2 separate regions of the Homo sapiens genome follow, and region 2 is linked to region 1. Evidence: read pairs that join two places in POLR2A ChIA-PET (ENCODE). Cell type or tissue: GM12878. All regions are shown on one strand.

Region 1 (8,000 bases):
GCCTAGGCAACATGGCAAAACACCGTCTCTACTAAAAACACAAAAATTAGCTGGGTGTGGTGGCATGTGCCTGTAATCCTAGCTACTTAGGAGGCTGAAGTGGGAGGATCACCTGAACCAGGGGAGACTGAGGCTGCACTAAGCTGTGATCACTCCACTGCACTCCAGCCTGGGTGACAGAGTGAGACCCTGTCTCAAAAAAAACAAACAACAAAACAAGACAAAAACAACAACAAAAAAGTGGCATCTCTACATGGACTGATATGATAAGGAACAATCCCCAAGATATTTTGGTAGGTGCAATAAAGGATGTAGGGTATGTTACTTTTTATGTAAGAAAGAGGGAGTAAGCCAGGTGTGGCAACTCTTACCTGTAATCCCAGCTGCTCAGGACGATGAAGTGGGAGGATCACTTGAGGCCAAGAGTTCAAGAGCAGCCTGGGTTAATGTAGCAAGGGTCCCTCTTAAAAAAATTTTTTTTAAATAAAAATAAAAATCTGGAATTAAAAAAAAAGAGGGGGTATAGAATATCTGCTGGTACCTGCATATGTTGTCTCTGACAAAGATGCTCAAGAAACTGGTACATGGTTTTGCCATGTTGCCATGCCCTGGGGAAGGTTCTGGGTGATGACCGAGGGTGAACTGTGGAGACAGTGGGGATGGAGAGCTGCCTGCTACACTTCCTGCTTTGTGGGCAGCTATAAAGTGGGGGGTCGGGGGGCAGGATCAAGGCCAAGGCTGATCTCTGGGTAGGTTGAGTGGTTTTGTTTCCCAACATGAAGCTTTGCCCCCCTAGACGTCTTCGTGCCCTGGGGGATGGAGTGGAAAGGAGACTGGCTTTTCACTGAAATGTTTCATTTAAGTATTTTTTGCATGTATTACTACATGCATGTATTACTGTTTGTAAAATATTATGTTTAAAACTAATTTCTGAGTGGGGAGCTGAGAAGCCTGATTTCTAAGAGCCTGCTGTGGCACTCAGGATGACTCCCCGTGTGACTTCAGGAAGGCAGGTGTCCCTTCTGAGCCTCAAGGTCCCCTCTATCAAGAAGCATAAGACGAGTACTAAGACTCCTTACAACTCTGATGCCATACCAGCTCCAGAACCTTCTCCCTGGAAGAGCCACTTAGATATGGAATGGCTGCTGGGGAGGTAGGGACTCCCTGTCCTTGGGCTCATGGGAGCAGGGCTGAGGGTAAACTGCCTTGCATGACTTCTAAAATCCCTCCCAGCTCGGCAGTGTGCTGTTCCTTCTTCATTCTCCCATTCCCAGTGCCCTGCCTGGAAACTCTTAGTTCATATTTCCTCTCTAGGTTACCCCTGGCAATGGTCTCGTCTGTCTGGGTTGGAGGTCAGTCCTGTGGTGTGGGGACAGATGACACAGCACTGGGCGCCCACGTGGGGCGGGGACATCTAGGGGAACAAAGCGTCATGTTGGGAAACAAAACCGCTCACCCCACCCAGAGATTAGCCTTGGCCTCCGTCCCGCCCCCTGCACTTTATAGCTGTCCACAAAGCAGGAAGTATAGCAGGCAACTCTCAGTTCCCATTGTCTCTGCAGTTCACCATCGGTCATTACCCAGAACCTTCTGTGACTCCCTACTGCCCACCAAACCAGGTAGACACTCTTCAGGGGACATTCAAGCTCCTGTACTTTCTGGCCTCAATTTGTCCCTTCTAGCTCTTCACTCTGTCCATTATTGTCCCTTATCAAAGTAATTTTCAACAATACACATTCGATCACATCCCTTCCCTGCTCTAAACGCTTCTGTAGCTCCTATGTCCTGTGTAATAAAGTCCAAGCTCCTTAGGAACTAGCATTTGCCTCCCTGCTTAGCTCTATCTTCAACTATGTCTCTCAAAATTAGGCTAAACCTAATGCTTTTCAAGCACACTGTACTATTTCATATCATTGTGTATTAGCACATACTATTCCCTTGGTTTCCTCCATATATAAAGAGTTATTCCAAATCAATCAAAAACAAAAAAAATGAACAACTCAAAATAAAAATGTCCAATCAATTTGACCAGGTAGTTCAGTGAAAAAGAAATACAAATGGCCTGTAAACATTCAAAAAGATGTACGACCTTACACAGAAACACAAATCAAATGATAATCTCATTTTCATCCATCAAATGGGCAAAAATTCATAGAAAGCTCATGTCTCTTTGTATATTAGCTGAAGTCCAAACCCATCCTTTAAATCCAGCTCTAAAAATGTCACCTCCTCTAGACGTCATCTTCTTGGCTCCCACAGTGTCCTGTACATCTTGAGACAGTGGGGCCAGGTACAGAGCAGAAATTCTATAGATGTTAGCTATTATTAATAAAAATAACAGCTACCATGCTGTTCTGTGGTCATCAGCTAATGGTTCTGTCCACCTGCCCAGAAGGTCCCTGAAAGCAGGAATAGAGTCTGCTTCATCACTGCTTTACTAGGACGAGCACAGGGCCTGCTACAGAGCCATGCCCTGTAAGCAGACAGGTGAGGTATATGCAGCAGAGGGAAGGCTGAAGCCAGGAGCCAGCCCTCAAGGGCTGCCCTGCTGGGGAGAGTAGGCACTGTGGAGGGGAGGGCTGAAGGAGGGCCAGTTGGTGGGCACAGCCCCAGGCTTGCAATAAACACAACTTCCATGAACTGGTACCCACTTTGTGTCAGAGAGCACTGTGCCAGATACTTTATCCAAACTATCTCTATTCCTGCAGATTCTTTGAGATGGGTGGTGTGCCCTCCATTTTACAGGTGAGAAAACAGAGGCTCAGGAATGGGGAGTGACTTACCCAAGTGAGTCTTTTTTTTTTTTTTTTTTTTGAGACAGAGGCGTGTGCTGTCACTCAGGCTGGAGTACAGTGGCTCGACTTTGGCTCCCTGCAACCTCTACCTCCTGGGTTCAAGCAATTCTCCTGCCTCAGGCCTCCCAAGTAGCTGGGATTACAGGTGCTTGCCACAATGCCCAGCTTTTTTTTTAAATTTTTTTATTTTTAGTAGAGATGGGGTTTCACCATGTTGGCCAGGCTGGTCTCGAACTCCTGGCCTCAAGTGATCCGCCCACCTCAGTCTCCCAAAGTGTTGGGATTACAGGCATGAGCCACCATGCCCGATCCTAAGTGAGTTCTTATCATTACCCCACACTGCCTGTGCTGGCTTGTGGGCACTTGATAGATGCATGAGGTTGGACATTTCATGTTCCCTATCTGGAACTCTGCTCTCCCGTCTGAGAAATGGCTCTATATTAGGGGTTTCTCAAACTTAAGAACTGATGGGCCTCTAAGAATACAGTTCCCAAGCTCCATCAGGCCCCACCTTTTAGAAACACTGCATCCAGTGGTAAACGCTGCTACACTGGAAGGTCCTGTGATGACCACATGTTCATAAAGAAAAGGCAGCCACGAACATCAGGGAGCAGAGCTCAGTTGGTAGAGGGTCGTCCAGATGACCTGCAGCATGCTTTTGTTAAAATGGGGGAGGAGTTTTCGTCTTCACGAAAATGATGTTTAAAAATGTATTGTCTTGGCCTTAGCTGGAGTGGTCAAAAATAATAATAAATATTGTCAAATGATTTTTTACAAGGTGCCAAGACAATTCATTGGAAACAATCATTTCTTTAACAAGTAGTGCTGGCCGAGCGCGATGGCTCACGCCTGTAATCCCAGCACTTTGGGAGGCTGAGGCGGGCGGATCACCTGAGGTCAGGAGTTCCAGACCAGTCTGGCCAACAAGGTGAAAACCCATCTCTACTAAAAATACAAAAATCAGCCAGGCGTGGTGGTGTGCACCTGTAATCTCAGCTACTCCAGAGGCTGAGGCAGGAGAATCACTTGAACCCGGAGGCAGGGTGGGGGGTGGCAGAGGTTGCAGTGAGCTGAGATCTAGGCACTGTGCTCTAGCCTGGGTGACAGAACAAGACTCCATCTGGAAACAAACAAACAAACAACAACAACAAAAAACAAGTAGTGCTGAGACAACTGGCTATTTATACACAAAAGGATACATTTGGGCCCATGCTTCCCACCATACACAAAAATTAACTCAAATTAATCAAAGACCTAAATGAAAGAGTTAAAACTATAAAAATCTTAGACAAAAACATAAGAAGAAATCTTTGTGACCTTGGGTTATACAATGATTTCTTAGATACAACACCAAAAGCATAAGCAAGAGAATTACAAATTCATAAATTGGACTTCATGAAAATTAAAAACTTTTGCACTTCAAAAGACACCATCAAGAAAGTAAAAAGATAAGGCCCTGCATAGGCTCATGCCTGTAATCTCAGCACTTTGGGAGGCAGAGGCAGAAGGATTGCCTGAGCCCAGGAGTTCGAGACTGTAGGGAGCCATGATCATGCCATTGTATTCCAGCCTGGGTGAGTGAGTGAGACCTGATCTCCAAAAAAAAAAAAAAAAAGGAACTGAGAAACTGAGAAAATTATATAACTGATACTGGAACCTGTATGTAGAGTATGCAAATAACTCATGACTCAATAACAAGGAGACAATACAATTTTTAAATGGGCAAAAGGTTTGAATACACATTTCATCAAAGGAGACATATGAATGGCCAATAAGCACATGAAAAGATGTTCCACATCAAAGAAATGCAAATCAAAACCACAATGAGATATGACTTCCCACCCACTAGGACAGCTAGAAGCAAAAAGCCAGACAATAACAAATGTGGGACAGGATGTGGAGAAATGGAAACCCTCACACACCACTGGTGGGAACAAAAAGATGCAGCCACTTTGGAAAACAGTTTGGCCATTTCTAAAAAGTTAAACAGAGAGTTACTATGTGACCCAGCAATTCCACTTCTAGGTATCTACTAAAGAGAAATGAAAACATATGTCCACATCAAATCTTGTATGCAAATATCCATAGTAGTAGTATTTACAATAGCCAAAAAGTGGAAATGACCCACATGTCCATCAACCGGGGAATGGATAAACTAACTACAGTGTATCCATACAATGGAATGTTATTATTCAGCAGTAAAAAGGAATGAAAGACCAGGCGCAGTGGCTCATGCCCAACATTTTGGGAGGCTGAGGCGGGAGTGTCACATGAGGCCAGGAGTTCAAGAACAGCCTGGGCAACAAAGTGAGACCCCTGTCTCTACCAAAAAAAAAAAAAAAAAAAAAAAGGAATGAAGTACTGATACATTCTATTCTATAACATGGATGAACCTTGAAAAACTTCACGCTAAGTGAATAAAGCTAGACACAAAAGGACACGTGTTGTATGATTCCAAAAGGATATGAAATGCTCAGAAAGACATATCTACAGAGACAAAAAGTGGTTGTTGAGGACTTGGGATGGCACAAGGGACTGAGGGAAAATGGGTATGTGGTTTATTTTCAGGGCCATGGAAACGATTAAAAATAAAATTGTGATGGTTACAGGATTCTGTAAATATAGTAATAATAACCGAATTGTACACTTAAAATGAGTGAATTTCATAGAGTAAAGTATCCCTCAATAAAGCTTTAAGAAAACACGTGATGACTAAATGAAACATAAGATCCTAGGTTGGGAGGAAAGCTTGGTAAAAAGGACATTACTGGGACAACAGGCGAAATGTGACTTTTAAGTTAGTTGTATTTTAGATCCTAGTATCATGTCCATGTTAAACTTCCTGAATTTGACTAATGGACCATGGTTATGTAAGAGAATGTCCTTGTTCTTAGTAATTATGTACTGGAGCAGTATTTAGGGGTGAAAGTTACATATGGCATGTTTGCAGTGACATCTCAAATGCTTCTAAGGGAAAAATCGGTTTTTAAGAGAAAGCAAAATTTGGTGGAATGTTATTAGTGATGAGTCTGGGTGAATGGTACACGGGAGAATTTTGTTTTGTATTATTGTTGTAACTCTTCTTTAAGATTGAAATCACTTCAAAATAACTTACAACTCTTAAAGAATCCACACATTTAAAAAATTATTGTTGGGACCTTGAATAAATCTATAGACCCTGAATGGAGAAAAAGCCCTGAGCTAGTTGTGAACAGAGTTCCTAGAGAGGGTGCCCCTGCTCATCATGTCTGTTGCACCCCAAAGAGAAGACAAAGACACAGCCAGAGGGTAGGGTGAGAGCATGTGTCTGTATATGCCATAGCTTGCATTCATTCAGTCATTTACCCAACAAATATTTCCTGGGTGCCATCATGTGCAAGGGTAATCAGCTGTGAAGCAGAGATGATCAAATCCCTGCCCTCAGGTGTTGAGATGCAGCTGGGGGCCGGGGGAGCGCTCTGCAGGAGGGGGAAGCCGATGTGGAAACCCCTCAGCTACACCCAGGCCCCAGCCTCCCACCAGATCTGGAGCCTTGGAGGGCAGGGATTTGTGTCTGAATCACCTCTGTGCACTCTCCCCGCCTCCCTCCTCCCTCTCCTTGGATTATAAGGAAGTCAAACTGTCTCCACACAGCAAAGAGCTTTTGACCGCTGGGGCCCACAGGCTTCGAAAGGCCCAGAGCAGGGACAGGGCATCTATGCAGGGCCACTTTCCACCAGCAAAGCTCAGAACGGAATCAGCAAGAGTAGGTGGGAGGGAGGGTGGCTGGGGGCTGTCCAGGTGAGGGGCTGCAGGGATGGAGGGAAGCATTATCAAGGGGGGAGGCTAATTCACCTCCCACCAAAAACCCAGCATCGGGCCAGCCACAGTGCTGGCCACGCAAATATCCACGAGGTAGCCTCCACCTCCACCAGTAAGCCCTTGACTCCTGGGAGCTGCTCAGGGACTCCAGCTCCTGGAGGTTACACGGATTCCCAAGCTGGGAACCCCTGAATTATTTTAGGGGATCTCTCATCCCGTATGTGCAGCCAACACTGCTGGTAGACCAAACAAATACTATGTTTCACACGTGAACATCTTTCAAACCAAAATAGAAGCTGCTTTGATAAATAAAATTCACAGACTCCAAAGTTATCTAAAAATTGGTTCTTAACAGCTTCCTGTCATCCTGTAGTTTTTCAATCTTGGATATTAACCCTTGTGTGTGGGGTTAATATGGCATGGGGGCAGGGGGTGTCTCATAATTTCTGATGATAAACAGGTCTCTTCCCTTTACTTGAAAAGCCCGGGAGTGCAAATGGAGTTCCCATACTTCACGGTGTGGGGGAAGGATCAGAGGATGAGGCCTGTACTGCTGGACCTCGGGTGGAGACCGCAGCCCAGGGCTCCCTGCTCTGCAGGGCTCTGGAAGATGAGGGGATCTGGGGGCCCAGAGCCAGGCACCCCAGTGTTACTGGCCTGCCTGCCCCCAGCAGACCAGCAGTCCTCCAAGGCAGCAGCTGGGCCAAGGCTGAGTCTCTCAGGAGTCCTGGGCAGTCAGCACGTAGCTGGGTGACCACGGAGGCAGGCAGGCAGGAGGCGCCTGGACAAGGGGGCTGACATTCACAGCAGGCTGGGCTGGCTGAGGGCTTTGAGCCCAGCTCTCCACCTGCTAGCTGTGTGGCCACTGAGCACTCAGGATGTGGCTGGGGTGATGGAGACTGAGTTTTTCATTTTGTGAATTTTAATCAGTGAACATTTAAATAGCCACCTATAGCTGGTGGCTACTGCTCTGGGCAGCCTGGCTCTGGAGGCTTCGTAGGGACGGGGAATGGAAATGGCCCTGAAGGTGAGCCAGCCAGCTTAGCTCCCCCTCCCTTCTCAGCAAGGATTTGAGGGTCCCCCTTGCAGAGCAAAGGCTGCAGTGTCTGGACAAGCCTCAGCTCCCTCCCTGGTCCGGTCCAGGCATCTGCACACATCACAGCACACAGAGTGCCACTGCCCAGAGCAGTGCACACAAAACCAGGTACTCTGTCTGATATGAGCAACTTAAGGGCTCTTCAAGGGGAATTTTATGATAGTAACTTTTTGACTTTGTATATAATGACTTTAGAGCTTACTCCCCTCACCCCAACCTGTGTGAAATAACAGCCCAGCAAAATCCTAATGATACATATCTTGTGATTGCCAAATATGACCACAAATTCCTCCCATCCTGGTACCCAG
Region 2 (8,000 bases), 430 kb after region 1:
AAAAGGATGCAGCTACAATAAAAAACAGTATATTTCCTCAAAACATTAAATGTAGAATTACCATATGATTCAGCAATCCCACTTCTGGGTATACGCAACACAACTGAAAGCCCTATAACCGTATACCCATGTTCATAACAGCATTATTCACAATAGCCAAAAAGTGAAAGCCATGCAATTCATCCATTGATGGATAAATAAACAAAATGTGACCTATCCATTCAATGGAATAATATTTAGTCTTAAAAAGGAAGACCGGGTGCAGTGGCTCACACCTGTAATCCCAGCATTTTGGGAGGCCGAAGCGGGCAGATCACCTGAGGTCAGAAGTTCAAGACCATCCTGACAACATGGTGAAACCTTGTCTCTACTAAAAATACAAAAATTAGCCAGCTGTGGTGGCAGGCACCTGTAGTCCCAGCTACTCCGGAAGCTGAGGCAAGAGATCGCTTGAACCCAGGAGGTGGAGGTTGTAGTGAGCCGAGTTCGTACCACTGAACTCCAGGCTGTGCGACAGAGCAAGACTCCGTCTTTAAATAAATAAATAAATAAATAAATAAATGATACAGTTAATATAAAAAAAGTTATTAACAGTAAAGGATTCTTCTAATAAAAATAATCACTTATTCTGATTGAGACCAGAATATTCTACTCATTTCATTCTTCTGAGTGTAGTCCTTTCATCCCGAATGAGTATGTATACAAGAGTGTATGTGACACATAAATAAAAATTCATGCCCAGACAACAAAAGACATGTTAGGAAACTTTCATTTCACCCACAGCCTCGCCAACACAATGATCAAATAGGAATTTAGGTTTTCCATAATTTTCCATTATATTCACCCAGGAGGAAGCAACAATTTTTCTTTTGTTGATCTTGCAGCTTTCAGATTGTTTGCCCTGCACCTGAGACTTCTTCTTAGTGGGCAGGTGTCTTCCTGTCTTGTCAGAGGGAGGGTGACTTCCTGTAAGATGCCCCAGTCTTCCTCTCAGCTCGAGGAGCAGGCTTACTTCAAGTAGGCTTACTTAAGTAGGCTTAAGTTAATCATTTGAGTGATTAGCCAGGGAAATTCAGCTAAATGGTTGACAATATCTCAATGCTTACACATTAGACTGTGTTAAACTGTAATGTGTTTTTTTTTGTTTTTTCTTTTTTGAGACAGAGTCTCACTGTGTCACCCAGGCTGGAGTGCAGTGGTGCCATTTTGGCTCACTGCAACCTCTGCCTCCTGGGTTCAAGCGATTCTCCAGCCTCAGCCTCCTGAGTAGCTGGGACTACAGGCATCTGCCACATGCCCAGCTAATTTTTTGTATTTTAGTAGAGACAGGGTTTCACCATGTTGGTTAGGCTAGTCTCGAACTCTGATCCACCTGCTTCAGCCACCCAAAGTCCTGAGATTACAGGCGTGAGCCACCGCACCTGGTCTGTAATATCTTTTAAGTCATAACCTGTCTTGGCTGAGTAATTTAGGTTTGGGGGTTTTGCATTCTTTAGAAATTGTATGAGCTTAACTTTTTTTTTTTTTTTTTTGAGACAGGATCTCACTCTGTCACCCAGACTGGAGTGTAGTGGTGAAATCTCAGCTCACTGCAACCTCCACCTCCCGGGTTGAAGCAATTCTCCTGCCTCAGCCTCCTGAGTAACTGGGATTACAGGCATGCGCCACCACGTCTGGCTAATTTTTGTATTTTAGCAGAGACGGGGTTTCACCATGTTGGCCAGGCTGGTCTCAAACTCCTCACCTCAGGGATCCATCCACCTCGGCCTCCCAAAGTGCTGGGATTACAGGCATGAGCCACGGCACCCAGCCGTGAGCTTAAATTTTAATTAGTTGGGGAGAGGAGAGAAACCTTTTCTTGCCATTTTTACACTGTGGGCCCTGAGTACTTCTCTGTGTATTGAGAAAGGGAGAAATAAGAATGAAAAGATGGGTAGACATACATACAGACAATTCCCAGAAGAGGACATTCGGATGGTCAACACACATGTGAAAACCTGCTCATCCTTCTCAGTAACCAGGGAAATGCAAATTAAAACAGCAACAAGCTGTCTTTTCTCACTCATCAGATTGGCAAAACTTTTCTTTCAAGTCTTACAACATCAAGTCTGGGCAAAGATGGAGGAAAATGAACTCTCTCATGTCGCTGGTAGAAGCATAAATTAGTCCAGCCAATTTGTTTGTGTGTGTGTGGTTTTTTTTTGTTGTTGTTGTTTTGTTTTGGAAACAGAGTTTCACTCTTGTCACCCAGGCTGGACTGCAATGGCAGGATCTCGGCTCCCTGCAACCTCTGCCTCCTGGGTTCAAGTGATTCTCCTGTCTCAGCCTCTGGAGTAGCTAGGATTACAGGCACCTGCCATTACGGCCGGCTAATTTTTGTATTTTTAGCAGAGATAGTGTTTTACCATGTTGGCCTGGCTGGTCTTGAACTCCTGACCTCAGGTGATCCACCCATCTCAGCCTCCCAAAATGCTGGGATTACAGGCAAGAGCCACCACACCCGGCTGAGTCCAGCCAATCTGGACAGCCTTTTGCTACATACGTCTGCAAGCCTTGACTGAAAATCTTTGAGAGCAGATGTTTGTTGGGACTCAGCAACCGATACCCCAAAATATGGAGCTTTGAAGTACTCAGCTGAAGAAGCAGCCTCAAGGTCTCGCTGACCTTTCTCCCACTCCTGTCTGTCCCAAAGCACAGCATGAAGTTGTTCTCTGAAGTTCCCTTATCTGTCTAAAGTCTGGACCTGCCAAAGAAGAAAACAATTATCTCCAGTCCCTTGCCATTTTTTCATTAACTGAACCCATATTGCAGGAAGAAAAACCAAAGTCTGTCAACATGTTACAGGAAAGGGGTCCCGATCCAGACCCCAAGATAGGGTTACTGGATCTCACACAAGAAAGAATTCAGGGCAAATCCATAAAGTGAAAGCAAGTTTATTAGGAAAGTAAAGAAATAAAAGAATGGCTACTCCATGGACAGAGCAGCCCTGAGGGCTGCTGGTTGCCCATTTTTATGATTATTTCTTGATGACAGGCTAAACAATGGGTGGATTACTCATGTCTCCCCTTCTTAGACCATATAGGGTAAATTCCTGACATTGCCATGGCATTTGTAAACTGTCATGGTGCTGATGGGAGTGTAGCAGTGAGGATGACCAGAGGTCACTCTCATCACCATCTTGGTTTGGGTGGATTTTAGCCGGTTTCTTTACTGCAAACTGTTTCATCAGCAAGGTCTTTATGACCTGTGTCTTGTGCCGACCTCCTATCTCATCCTGTGATTTAGAATGCCTTAACTATCTGGGAATGCAACCCAGTAAGTCTCAGCCTCATTTTACCCAGGTCATATTCAAGAAGGAGTTGCTCTGGTTCACATGCCTCTGACAAACACACCTGTTATGGAAAGGAGTCTGGATCCAGACCCCAAGAGAGGGTTCTTGGATTTCATGCAAGAAAAGAACTTGGGGCAAGTCCATAAAGTGAAAGCAAGTTTATTAAGAAAGTAAAGGAGGCCAGGAGTGGTGGCTCACACCTGTAATCCCAGCATTTTGGAAGCCCGAGGTGGGTGGATCACGAGGTCAGGAGTTCAAGACCAGCCTGACCAACATGGTGAAACTCTGTCTCTGCTAAAAATACAAAAATTAGCCAGGCATGGTGGTGCATGCCTGTAATCCCAGTTACTCAGGAGGCTGAGGCTGGAGAATCACTTGAACCTGGGAGGTGGAGGTTGCAGTGAGCTAAGACGACACCACTACACTCCAGCCTGGGCAACAGAGTGAGATTTCGTCTCAAAAAAAAAAAAAAAAAAAAAAGAAAGTAAGGGAATAAAGAACAGCTATTCCATAGGCAGAGCAGCCCAGAGGGCTATGGTTGCCCTTTTTTTTTTTTTCAAGACGGAGTCTTGCTGTGTCACCCAGGCTGGAGTGCAGTGGTGTGATCTTGGCTCACTTCAAACTCCGCCTCCCGGGTTCCAGCAATTCTTCTGCCTCAGGCTGCCGAGTAGCTAGGATTACAGGCACCTGCCACCGCATCTGGCTAATTTTTGTATTTTTAGTAGAGACGGGGTTTCACCATGTTGGCCAGGCTGGTCGCCAACTCCTGACCTCGTGATCCACCCACCTTGGCCTCCCAAAGTGCTGGGATTATAGTTTTCTGGGAAAGGGATGGGCAATTCCCAGAACTGAGGATTCCTCCCCTTTTTAGACCATATAGGGTAACTTCCTGATGTGCCATGGCATCTGTAAACTGTCATGGTGCTTGTGGGAGTGTAGCAGGGTGTGGTGGCACTGTAATCCCAGCTACTCAGGAGGCTGAAGCAGGAGAATCGCTTGAACCTGGGAGGCAGAGGTTGCAGTGAGCCGAGATTGCACCACTGCATTCCGGCCTGGGGGACACAGCAAGACTCTCTCCCAAAAAAAAAAAAAAAAAAAAAAAAAAAATATATATATATATATATATATATATATGTGTGTGTGTGTATGTATATATATATATGTATGTGTATATATATGTATGTGTATATATATATGTATGTGTGTATATATATATGTATGTGTATATATATATACTCCTGTGAACAAAATTTGGAGCATATTTGTTCCTCTCTACTTGATTTCTTCAGAATTTGGGAACTATTTGTGAATATACTCAATTTATGGCAGTATAGTTAATTACACAAGTGCAATAAGAATTTGCTTTCTTTTGTAACAGGACACAATTGGAAAAATTGGTTATTTTACCAAGGCTTTGAATGGAATGGTATACTTCCTTTAAAGAATCAAAGTTGACTTATAGAGCCAGTTAAAGCCCATTAGGGAATGTGGCCTCATACCTTGTCCACGCAGAGTCCCTGTACAAAGTTCCTGACCTGTGGTAAATAAACAATGTCACTTTCTAACAGACCCAGGAATCCCAAGTTATCTTGGGACCTCAAGAGGAGAGGAGTTTGCCCAACTCATAGGTATTTGAGGGTAAAAACCCATGGCTGGGCTCAGCTTTTAAAAGTCTTATTTGAGATTCTTCATGGAACAGAGTTCTATCAAAGCCAATTAAAATATCCTAAGTGAAAAATAATTATTCTTGCTGTACTTTATGCAAATAATCAGGCCAAGTACAGTAAGACTAAAGTTTATTTTGTAAACAAATCAGTTCTATCATGATTTGTTTTTAATAAAAATGGGGACTGGAGAGAGAAAAATTATGCTTCGAAAGAAAACTAGGTCAGGCACAGTGGCTCACGCCTGTAATCCCAGCACTCTGGGAGGGTGAGGCAGGCAGATCATCTGAGGTCAGGAGTTTGAGACCAGCCCAGCCAACATGGCCAAACCCCATCTCTACTAAAAATACAAAAATTAGCCAGGCGTAGTGGCATGCACCTGTAATCCCAGCTACTTGGGAGGCTGAGGCAAGAAAATTGCTTGAATCTGGATGTGGAGTTTGCAGTGAGCCAAGATCATGCCACTGCACTCCAGCCTGGGCAACAGAGTGAGACTCTGTCTCAAAACAAACAAACAAACAAACAAACAAACAAAAAAGAAAAACTGTAGTATACTGTTGTTAGCTGTTCTTGAGGTTTTTTTCCGCAGTTTAGACTAAATTCTAAATTCCTTGTGGGTTAGAAGTCCCCAAACTAATGCTTTCAAATCTTTGCTTTTAAAATTGGGAATTGTACTCCTTATCCTAGGACTCACTATTTTACCTTATAGTAGGCTGTTCACTTAAACACTGTAGTAAAACTATAGCTGAGAGTACTAATGTTTTTGCCACGCGAGCCTCAGAAGCCCAGCCAGGCCTGCATGAGTACGCTCAAGACAGTTGCAAAACAGTTCCATTCTTCTCACCTTGGGGTTCCATTCTTCTCACCTTGGGGTTCACTCCCATTCCCACTACATCCCGTCAGCAGGAAGAAGCCAGAGCCATCGACGGTCTTTTCCCATCTTCATAGCCTACACCTTAAGATTAAGGTGCTATAAAACCCAAAGGGAGGGATTGAAACTGCCTTTGCAAAATTATGACTGAGACAGTGAAAGAATTGACTCCATCTTGCTTCTAATTTCCAAGCTGTCCTTGTTCATTCCTGGGCGTAGGCTGAAGTAACTTTGGGAGAAACTTAGTTTATAGTTTAAACAAAGACAGTAACAGCCCTTTCCCAAAGCAGACCTCCTTGCTTGGGGACTAGATTGCCTTTGTAGGACTAACATTAGCCACAAGATTAGAAATTACGGTTTAGGAGTCATGCAGCTGGAGGCTACAAGATTCTGACCCTTCCTAAACTGCTCCTAAGGTCAGTGCTTGATATGTTTTGCAGACCCTGCACTTAATGGATCAGCTGTCCCCACCCAGATCAATAAACTGGCTCATCTGATCTTCTGGCCCCCACCCAGGAACAGACTGAGCGCAAGAAGACAGCTCGGACTCCCTATGATTTGATTTCTGACCAATCAGCACTCCTGGCTCACTGGCTTCTCCCCACCCACCAAGTTCTCCTTAAAAACTCTGCTCCCCAAATGCTCAGGGAGACTGATTTGAGTAATAATAGAACGCCGGTCCCGCACAGCCAGCTTTGCGTGAATTACCCTTTCTCAATTGCAATTCCCCTGTCTTGATAAATCGGCTCTGTCTAGCCTAGGCAGCAGGCAAGATGAACCCCTTGGGCCATTACATTTATGACCTGTATCTTGTGCTGACCTGCTATCTCATCCTGTGACAGAGAATGCCTAACCATCTGGGAATGCAGCCTAGTGGGTCTCAGCCTCATTTTAACCAGCCCCTATTCAAGATGGAGTTGCTCTGTTTCAAACACCTCTGACACAGCTAGACAGACTCTTGTCACAAACCATTGTCTGCACTGCAGGCCCAACAGACTTTGTCCCAGGCCTCTGTATACTCTTCAAGCCCACTGAATTCCCCTTAAAAATCATATACTAACCCCCTAACCTTATCCACACTTTGCCATCTCCCTTTCCCCTAAGAAGAAGGGTATATAAGCATCTGTACCCCATGGTGCAGTGGAGCAATCAGTCTGTGATTTCCCCCCATGCATGTTAATAAACGTGCATGCCATTTCTCCTACGAGTCTGCCTTTTATCAGTTTATTTTTCAGCAAAACTTCAGAGGATGAAAGGGAAGTTTTCCCTTAGCTCCTACATGTGTTTCAGATTTTTTTTTTGAGCTTGATAGGTAAAAGGTGCCTGTGCTATTTTTACATTACCACTCCTAGTGGGTTCAGGAGCAGCATCTTATTGTCAATACATTGATTTTTCTGCAATGAGACATGAATATTCACACTAATGGGATAGAGACTTTAAATAGCCTCAGCTCATTTTAGGTCAGTTTTCACTGCCAGAGGACTTGGTTGCAACCTAATGGGAAAAGCGGGTTTAGAGTTTTTTTGGCTTTTTGAATTATGGAGAGAGATCTTGGATCTGTACATAGTAAACTTGAACATGAGCATATTCTATGACCTAGAAATACACCTAAATTCATTTCTTAGAATAATGGGATTTGAACTTTTCTATGCACAATCCAGAGTAAGAAATACAATTCATGTGTAATCCAATTCACACATGTATTTATGTAACTTGCAACAAAAGTTGCAAGAAACGCTACCCTTCCTACACGTGATCACTCTGTCTTTTATATTTCATGTTTTGAGTGTTTACCATACGCCAGGCACAGTTCTAAGCATTTTTTCTATATTTCATTTTTTTAAAGTTGTTGGGTTACAACTCGGCAATAAAAATACCAATAACCCAATTAAAAAATAGGCAAAGAGGCCGGGCGCAGTGGCTCACACCTGTAGTCCCAGCACTTTGGGAGGCCAAGGCGGGCGGATCACCTGAGGTCGGGAGTTCGAGACCAGCCTGACCAACATGGAGAAACCCTGTCTCTACTAAAAATACAAAATTAGCCGGGCATGGTGGCGCATGCCTGTAATCCCAGCTACTTGGGAGGCTGAGGCAGGAGAATTGCTTCAACCTGGGAAGGAGAGGTTGCAGTGAG

What was found. Peaks named below come from ENCODE experiments on the same cell type or tissue, not always from the same donor. Only the 100,000 strongest peaks of a DNase experiment are listed, where the experiment ranks them.
Region 2: POLR2A ChIA-PET joins it to region 1 with 7 read pairs; 4 of 35 experiments call an interaction of 5 or more read pairs at or near these places.

Annotation. Positions count from the first base shown.
Region 1 is chr3:12,998,155-13,006,154 of GRCh38, forward strand. The region is part of intron 1 of IQSEC1 (IQ motif and Sec7 domain ArfGEF 1); the gene reads right to left. Among named protein-coding and RNA genes, the nearest start is that of IQSEC1, 71 kb to the right of the region's middle. RefSeq lists a silencer at 3,075-3,369. In GM12878, no CTCF peak of the experiment used is centred here; DNase peaks (open chromatin) are centred at 1,464 and 4,587; H3K4me3 peaks cover 387 bases; H3K27ac peaks cover 4,864 bases.
Region 2 is chr3:13,427,425-13,435,424 of GRCh38, forward strand. No RefSeq gene overlaps it. Among named protein-coding and RNA genes, the nearest start is that of NUP210, 11 kb to the left of the region's middle. In GM12878, no CTCF peak of the experiment used is centred here; no DNase peak of the experiment used is centred here.